2 separate regions of the Homo sapiens genome follow, and region 1 is linked to region 2. A link is a contact called in ENCODE Hi-C or POLR2A ChIA-PET data. All regions are on one chromosome and are shown on one strand. The core of a region is the stretch at or near the end of the contact, and the rest is flanking DNA. Distances in the headings are between cores, read along the strand shown. Region 1 overlaps FAR2 (fatty acyl-CoA reductase 2). Region 2 overlaps FAR2 (fatty acyl-CoA reductase 2).

Region 1 (4,213 bases), core at 1,092-3,591, 33 kb before region 2:
AGGATGAAGTGCACACTAGTAATGGCTGAATGCTAGGCCGGGTCTCTTTTCTCTGAAATCCTGGTCTCCAGGGTCTCTGCTACACAAAATGCAAGAAGCTCTGCCTGTCACTTTGAGATATACAGTTCCTAAGAGGTTGTGTGAACCAACTGGCTTGGAACATATTTCTGTTAAATCACTGGAAGAAATTTAGCATTTAGAGTTCAAAGTTGGCACCACTTCACACTGACACTAATAAGAAGCTACTTTATGTCACCATGTCACCTTTCTTTCCTGTTCACTGAACAAGGCTTTAAAATTGTATTTAATGTGTTCATTGGCACATTCTTTCCTGAATTCAGCATTTTTGGAGCATGAAGTGACCAAAATAGTCATTTTTGATTTTGTATAAGTTCTATGATGAATCATTTGATTATTTTTAACTCAATCAGATATTGGGAGCACTGGTGAAAAAAGAACATACAGGAATATCCAAATGACATAGCAGATAATAGGAAAGGTAATGTCTACTATCACCACAATAGCTATTTGATATAAGTTGGGAAATTCATTCATTCATTCATTCATTCATTCAACTGCTGATTAAATGTACACTATGTTCCAGGGATTGTGCTACATGCTGGGGATACTATGATGAACGAGACACCACCTGTTCAGTATGAGGTGCTTTGTCTCTCATCTTTTAAAGGTTCTTATTATTGAGTTTTTAACAACTGCAGATGCCTTTAAACTCATTGATATTCCAAGAAGAATACATCCTGAACTCAACATGATGTTAAAGACTTACTAGAGCCCTGGAGTTTCTTTTGGACTTTAACAGTTCCTAGAAGAGAAATGAATGGGATGGCAGTTTCAGACTTTCCTAAGGAATTCAGAGGTATTAGGCCTATAACTGCTACACCATTCCAACGCTGGCATAATTCCACAGAAAATGACCAGGATATATCAACATAACCTGAGCTTCTCCACATCTGCCCATTTCTAATCCAAGACTCCAACACTGAGATCAAGAAAAACATACCAGATAGCAGTGGTTTCAAACACTTGATGAGTTATATTATTTACTGAGCACCTGCTACATGACTGCTCTCTGATGAATGCTTCATTGAAACTGAATTTACAAATGAGAAATAAAAATGAAAATAATAAAATAGAACTTTGACCTACAACCGGTAGCAACTTGCCCAGGAAACCAACCCCTTATCTGTAATAAACAATCCAGGAAGCCAGCCTGCTATAAGTCAGACTTGCAGGAAACCAGATTGCTATCTCCAGTGACAATCCAGGAAGATAAATGATCATTTCTGTAACAACTGGCCCCAAACTGACAAGACTTAATTACTGACAGCTTCCCTAATTTTGGCCCCACTTCCAAGTTAACACCAACCACAGAAAATCAAAAATACATCCCCTAACCAATCACGCAGGGTGCCCCACCTCTAGCTGGCCTGCTTATAGCTTCCCCATGCAACAGCCTCCAATCAGGGCAGAGCTGAAGCCTTCCCGTTTTCCACTATAATGCTTTCCCACTCTCCTGCGTGCCTTTGAGTCTCTGCTAAAATGTTAAGTGATGGTGGCTGACTCCCTTGCTGTAGCAAGCTTGGAACAACTAGCCTTTCTTTTTCTCATTTGGTAGATTTTCATTTAGTTCCACATAACTATTATACCCATTTTTACAGATAAGGGGATTTATAAAGATTAGCTTTTAAATGGGCCACACAAGAAGCAGAGCAAGAGTTGGAACCTGATCTCCCTCATTCCAAAGTTATCCTATTAACTAGTATCCAAATGTAGAAAAGAAAAGAGAGGTTTTTCCTTTACTGTCCTCTGCCATACCTACTCTGTCATTTTGAGTACTTTCCTCTTTCCTTGAAAGAAAGTGACTCTAATATCGGCCTGCAGGCCTGCTGGTTTTGCAGACAAATGCAATTCAGATACACTGGTAAGAGTTTAAGGCGATACTGAGGATGATAATGGCAATCCTACTTCTGTATTTCTTTACCATAGGTTGAATATATGAACAGTTGGGAGCCCAGCAGGTGGTGAGACTTGAGTTGCTCCTGGGGAAACAGTTCTCTGTACTGTCACTGTGTCACAGGACCACAGTGCTGCTCACTTCTGCTGCTTCCCAGTGACTCAATTAGGGAATTGCACTTAGTAAGTGTGGGCGTTTATGTAACTTGAAAGCATTTCAACATAACATGCCAGCTTGAGAACACAGGATTTCAGCACAAGCTTATTCACTGAGAGGACTGGGTAAACTCCCTAGTATAATGCTGTTCAGAGGTCAAAAAGAGAAGTGGATTAACAATAATTTTTTTAAAGAAGCTTTTTGTCTTCATTACTACACCTTATTTGTCATTTTGAGTCACCCAGTTCTAAATGGAGTGAAGCCAAGGGAAAGGCCTCAAATACATAAACTTCCTTTCTAGCTCCTCAGAAGTCTTGAAGTCGTGTGTCACACTGGTGTGACTCCTTCGGTGTAAAGTGGCGTGCTGAGCATTAACACGGATGTTTGCAAACATTTGAGGCAAGGCCTATGCTCTGTGTTCAGACTTAGCACCAGGAGAAGCCCACATTGCTCCCACATTTGCCATCCTCAGCTGTCACAGAATACATGGGCTGAGGTGATTTCTCTGTAGAGACTCTAGTGAGGAAAGGGGGGATTTGTTCACAGCTTCGATGCACGCACCCAGGGGGTGCTACACCCATCAGCAATTCTCTCTGGAATCAACAATTCCCTGGAGCATCTGAGGTGCTCCTGCCTCCTCGGAAATGAAAAGCAGGAAAAACGGCAAGCAACCCAAGTCCTGCTGCTGGAATAGGCAACAGGAAACAGGAGACTTTTCGTTTTGAAGGTGTTTGCCCTGCTTTTTATTTCAAATATTGATCTGGGAAAGGAAGGGAGATTTTACATTTCATACGTCTTTTAAAAAGAACTCAGCATCAAAGGAAACATTGAGAACATTGTCAGGTTGTGATAAAGTCTGCAAAAAACACCTCAGTGTGAGAGAATAAAAAAAGAAATAAGAGAATTAGCTGGAGAGATAAGAGGAAGGAGAGGGAGAACAAACTCATTTTTTTTCCTGCAGAGAAGGGAAAAATACTGAGTAGTATATACACACTAAAACAGAAACCATGATGTACAGAATAACTAGATCAATCTAAATAAATAAAGAAGATCAATCTAAATTTACAGAAATTCCTCTTTCACTTTCTTGAGAAAGTCTTTCCAGATTTCCATCAGATACAAAATAGAAAGCCACAGCAATATTAGAAGAAGAAAAAAAAAGATGAAGTGGAGACATGTATACATACACATTTTGGCATATGTGTACATACATACAAAAGCATCCACACATTATATTTGTACACACACATACATTATATGTGTAGCATGTGCATAGCTTAATCTTTCTTTAGTACACATTCAGAGTGGCACTTTCAATACTAGCTTTTAAATACACAATGAGGCCGGGTGCGTGGCTTATGCCTGTAATCCCAGCACTTTGGGAGGCTGAGGTGGGTGGATCACTTGAGGTCAGAAGTTCGAGACCAGCCTGGTCAACATGGTGAAACCCCGTCTCTACTAAAAATACAAAAACTAGCTGGATGTGGTAGTGCATGTCTGTAATTCCAGCTACTCAGGAGGCTGAGGCAGGAGAATCACTTGAACCCAGGAAGCGGAGGCTGCAGTGAGCTGAGATCGTGTCACTGCACTCTAGCCTGGGTGATGGAATGAGACTCAGTCTCAAAAAAAATATATAAAAAAAAATATACATACACACACACACACAATGACATTCCTAGTGCTTTAGAGAAACGTACATATATTTTTAAGATGTATACCTTGTGCCTGTGATTAATTACAAAGTTCAGTTACCTTTTTCAATGACTTCATCTCTGGATATAGTTACTAAACGCTGCCTGACTACATTCCAGAGAGGAGTAAGAGAGCTTGAGTGCCTGGTGGGAGAGGGAATGCCCATGAAGCAAACTGGGCTGTGGATGATGAGACAAGGCAGTAAATTCACATTTTCAAATTAAAAAAAAAACAACCCATTTTGTGCCATGATTTCTCTGTGTCACCTCACCCCTTCTGGGAGTGCTTGCTACACAGTTATATTGGTGGTACTTTTGGAAAGTGGAGCAGCGTCGGCCATTGGAAGTCATATGGAAGGAGGAGTCCTGACAGGTAGTGAGCCAATTAGCA
Region 2 (3,938 bases), core at 883-3,382:
CCTCCGCTTCCCAGGTTCAAGCAATTCTCCTGTCTCAGCCTCCCAAGTAGTTGGGATTATAGGTGTGAGCCACCGCACCTGGTCCACAAGATATTCTTAAGAAGAAGAATGCAACTCAGCAGAAGCCAGACTAAAAATCAACCCTACAGAGATCAGTTTCATGAAAACCTACATATGGCTAATATATATATATGCACACACACACACATACACACACACACTATAGGCATGAAAGTAGTAAATGACTCTCCCACTTATAAGAATGATATAGTTTTTTTTTTGTTTTTAAGACGGAGTCTCACTCTGTCACACCCAGTACAGTGGCACAATCTTGGCTCACTGCAGCCTCCGCATCCCGGGTTCAAGTGATTCTTCTGCCTCCAGAGTAGCTGGGACTACAGGCCCATGCCACCGCACCCGATTAAGTTTTCTATTTTTAGTAGAGACGGGGTTCCAGCATATTGGCCAGGCTGGTCTCAAACTTCTGACCTCATGATCTGCCCACCTTGGCCTCCCAAAGTGCTGGGATTACAGGCATGAGCCCAGCCAATACAGTTTTACAAGAGTTAAAAAAGAAATCATATTTGGAATGGCCAGCTTAGTCCTCTGCCAACTGGCATCACAATGAATATGTAACAGAAAGCCTAAGTCACTGCGGAATATTCATCTATTCTTATTGCCAGAATCTCTACTGTTTTTATATACATAAATATATTTTTACATACAATAAGGCCAAACCACTAGCAACTGAAGACATGGCTGGCCACTTATGGCATAGCTCTTCCTGACGACATGCACCTCTGGTGTGAGGTGGCACAAAGAACCTGGGCTTGGAAATCAGTCTTGAAATAGACACTTGCAAGGTCCCGACTTTGGATAGTATTTTTGAGTTTCTGTTACCTTGATTAGAGTATCTTAGAGTAAACACTGATAAACTGTCTAGCTTGTGATAATAATTGCTTTTTTTCTAAAACAGAATTAATTTAACTAATTAACTAATAAATATTTAATTAATTTATTTTGAGAGAGGTTCTCACTCTGTCACCCAGGCTGGAGTGCAGTGGCATGATCCTAGCTCTGTAGCATTGACCTCCGGGGCTCAATTGATCTTCCCACTTTCAGCCTCCAAGTAGCTGGGACTACAGGTGCACGCCACCACACCCGGTTGATTATTTTTATTTTTATAGAGACAGAGGTCTCCTTATATTGCCCAGGCTGGTCTTGAACTCCTGGGCTCAAGCAATCTTCCTGCCTCAGCTTCCCAAAGTGCTAGAATTACAGGTCTGGGTCACTGTACCCTGCCTAATAACAATTGTTATGATGCTGATGAGATGAAGTAAGAAAAGCATAAGAAACCATAAGAAATTAAATGAATTGCCAAAGTCACAAAATTAGTGTATGTAAATGAGTATTGTGAGGCAGGGCTGAAATTAAAATCAGCTCATCTGCTTTTTAGTTCACTATTCTTTCTTTTACGCATTCTTTTATTCTTTCTTTTACACACACAGACACACACACACACACACACACACACAGAGCAGACATCCTTCTTTGTAGCAGAAAAGAGTTGACATATTCTTACAAACTAGTGGCAAGGAAGCAAGCCCACAATATTCATTTCTACACAGCCAGCCTAGCAAACCCATCTTCCAGTTTTCCTCCAGCAGAACTGGAATTTCAAGGGCCAGCAGTAACTTCTTCCCAGGGTCAGAGGCAGTGAAATCACCACTCCTACTACTGACCCAACCTGACCTTTGAAAACTATTAAATGCTATCTGTCCTAAAGGAAGACACCACTTTATGAGCTGAACAGGTTCAGTTCTAGAAGACTTGGAGCCCAAGATAGTCCAACCTCAAAATCAATACATTGACGATTGACCTGATGCATCTTATCTAAGGTAAGAAAGAAGATAGTGAGAGAAGACTTTAAGCATAGGAATACACTTGTAAAATCAAAAGCATCTCTAAAGGCAATAACTGCTGAAAACACTGATGCCAGGGGACAGCATTTTGTTACTCATTAAAGTATATGATCTCTCACCTTCCTCTTTAGCTGGAAACATTATATGACCCTTGGACTCTTCCAGTGAAATTCCCCGTGGGTCTTCTTATTGCTTTTCCTGTGTAGTACTTTTTTTTTTTTTTAAGATTAGTTCAGGTCTGAATTACCTCCTGCCTGAATTTCTGCAATAGCCTCTGAGCCTGTCTTCTGACTTGCCTCGTTCTCCCTTTTGAGTAGTCTGTGTGTCTTCATCAGACTAAACCACCTAAAGCAGGTTGGTTTCCTCACATTAGCTTCTATTTTGCCACACCGAGGTTGCATTTTGCCATTGGAACATTCTCCCATGATTTTGCTCATTTTCCCCGCACTACTAAGAAATAAAATCCTACTCATTAGTCCAATTCTAGGTTTCAGATAAACACTCCAGTGCACACAATGATTTCCTTTTCAGAATGTGTCCTGCAGCTGTTGTAAACATCTCTCACTTTAGCATTCATTTACTCTCTAATTAGCTCATATTTTATAATTTTGTCTCCAGAGCTAGACTGGCCAACAGGTGGGCATTTTTTTTTTCTCTCTGGCACTCAGCTCAAGACCAGAGTTTTAATAAACACTTCCTGATACCTGAATAACGCAGAATTACACTTCTTGTGAAGCCAACCACAGTAAACCTTTGAGTAAAATCTGATGATAGAAATATAAATGATGTATAAACAATATAACAATTGTGATCATTACATAGTTGCATGCCACACCTTAAGAAAGGTTACACGGTAAAATTAAGAGGGAACATTTTCTGCCTCTTGGCCTCCTCTTTCAATGGACCAAGTAGTAGGACTGCAGTTCCCACCTCACCACAGTCTGGGCTGCAGACTGCCCTGTCTAGCCTGTGTCTGTTCAGTGATGCTGAGTGGGAGTAGAGGGTAGGAACTGAAACACTCTGTGGAGGTCACCAGCAGTGCCCATGGTCTTTAAACTTCAGTTCAGAGGAAGAAGGGCAGCAGGAGGATTTCCGTTGCTTTTAGAATGTAGTTTTTCTGCAGAGATGCTGCAATCATGCTCAAAGCTCTTGCCCAGCTAGGAAATGCTGAGCTTCTAGTCAGCTGCAAAGCAACACACTTCTTTTAATACTAATACACAAACTGACTTGAAATACTATTTTATATAAGTTTTTAAAACATATTTCATAGGGATGGGGATCTCGGTCTGTTGACTAGGCTGGGCTTGAGCTTCTGGACCCAAGTAATCCTCCTGTCCTGGCCTCCCAAAATGCTGGGACCACAGGTGTGAGCCACCATGCCTGGCCTAAATAAGTCTCACCATATGAATAAGCAAAGACTTACAGTTAATGTGCTGTGTTCAAGTTCCTGCATTAGGACAGTAGTGTGAAATTTATTTTCTTTAAAGGTCTAACAGAATTTTATCTGCAAAGAGTCTTATAAAGTGCCAGCTGTAAGCTGAAATATTTCCTTTTAGTTAGGCAGTCCTCTTCACAAATAATCTATCCCTATGTATCATCTGTCTATCTATCCATCCATCCATCCAGTCTGTTTCAGCCCAATATTAGCCATAATATGATCATAACTTTACCCAGGTCCATTCTTCAAAAAAGGGAAAAAGAGAAAAAAAAATCAGAGAAACGAGAACAAACCATAGTAGCAAGTAAATGGAAACTGTAGTGAAAGCATCCGTAATTCTGGAGGTGATAGTGCCGACTCCCTTTGTCCTTGTAAATGGGATGAGAACCCAGGGTGGCCTGCTTTACCTTGTTGGAGAGACTAAATTTGCTGCCTCTTGGTGACCCCTCCTGGCTACTACTCAGGGGAATTCTACATAGTACTTGTACTTTCTGAATCACATTCCCATAGTATCAGCCAGGATCCTGTATTTGAGAGAATGAGGAACTGGTGAAGTATTAGCATGTGTCTACACTTAT

The links. A loop is a pair of places that touch in the nucleus more often than their neighbours do. ChIA-PET counts read pairs that join two places held with the same protein, here RNA polymerase II (POLR2A). Pooled maps may share reads with other maps.
Region 1: a loop to region 2 is called in a map of endothelial cell of umbilical vein, with 6 times the contacts of the local background. The contact joins two enhancer-like sites. A Hi-C loop is called at or near these places in 1 of 168 maps with a recorded cell type or tissue (endothelial cell of umbilical vein), 2 of 37 single-sample maps with no recorded cell type and 2 of 50 pooled maps. POLR2A ChIA-PET finds 5 or more read pairs at or near these places in 2 of 52 experiments (common myeloid progenitor, CD34-positive and endothelial cell of umbilical vein).

The regions. Positions count from the first base shown.
Region 1 is chr12:29,240,364-29,244,576 of GRCh38, reverse strand. The region is part of intron 1 of FAR2 (fatty acyl-CoA reductase 2); the gene reads right to left. Among named protein-coding and RNA genes, the nearest start is that of FAR2-AS1, 75 kb to the left of the region's middle. Within about 2 kb of position 2,341, at least 19 of the 41 ENCODE cell types and tissues checked have a DNase peak (open chromatin) inside an H3K27ac peak, as active enhancers do.
Region 2 is chr12:29,207,290-29,211,227 of GRCh38, reverse strand. The region is part of intron 1 of FAR2 (fatty acyl-CoA reductase 2); the gene reads right to left. Among named protein-coding and RNA genes, the nearest start is that of FAR2, 60 kb to the right of the region's middle. Within about 2 kb of position 2,132, at least 3 of the 41 ENCODE cell types and tissues checked have a DNase peak (open chromatin) inside an H3K27ac peak, as active enhancers do.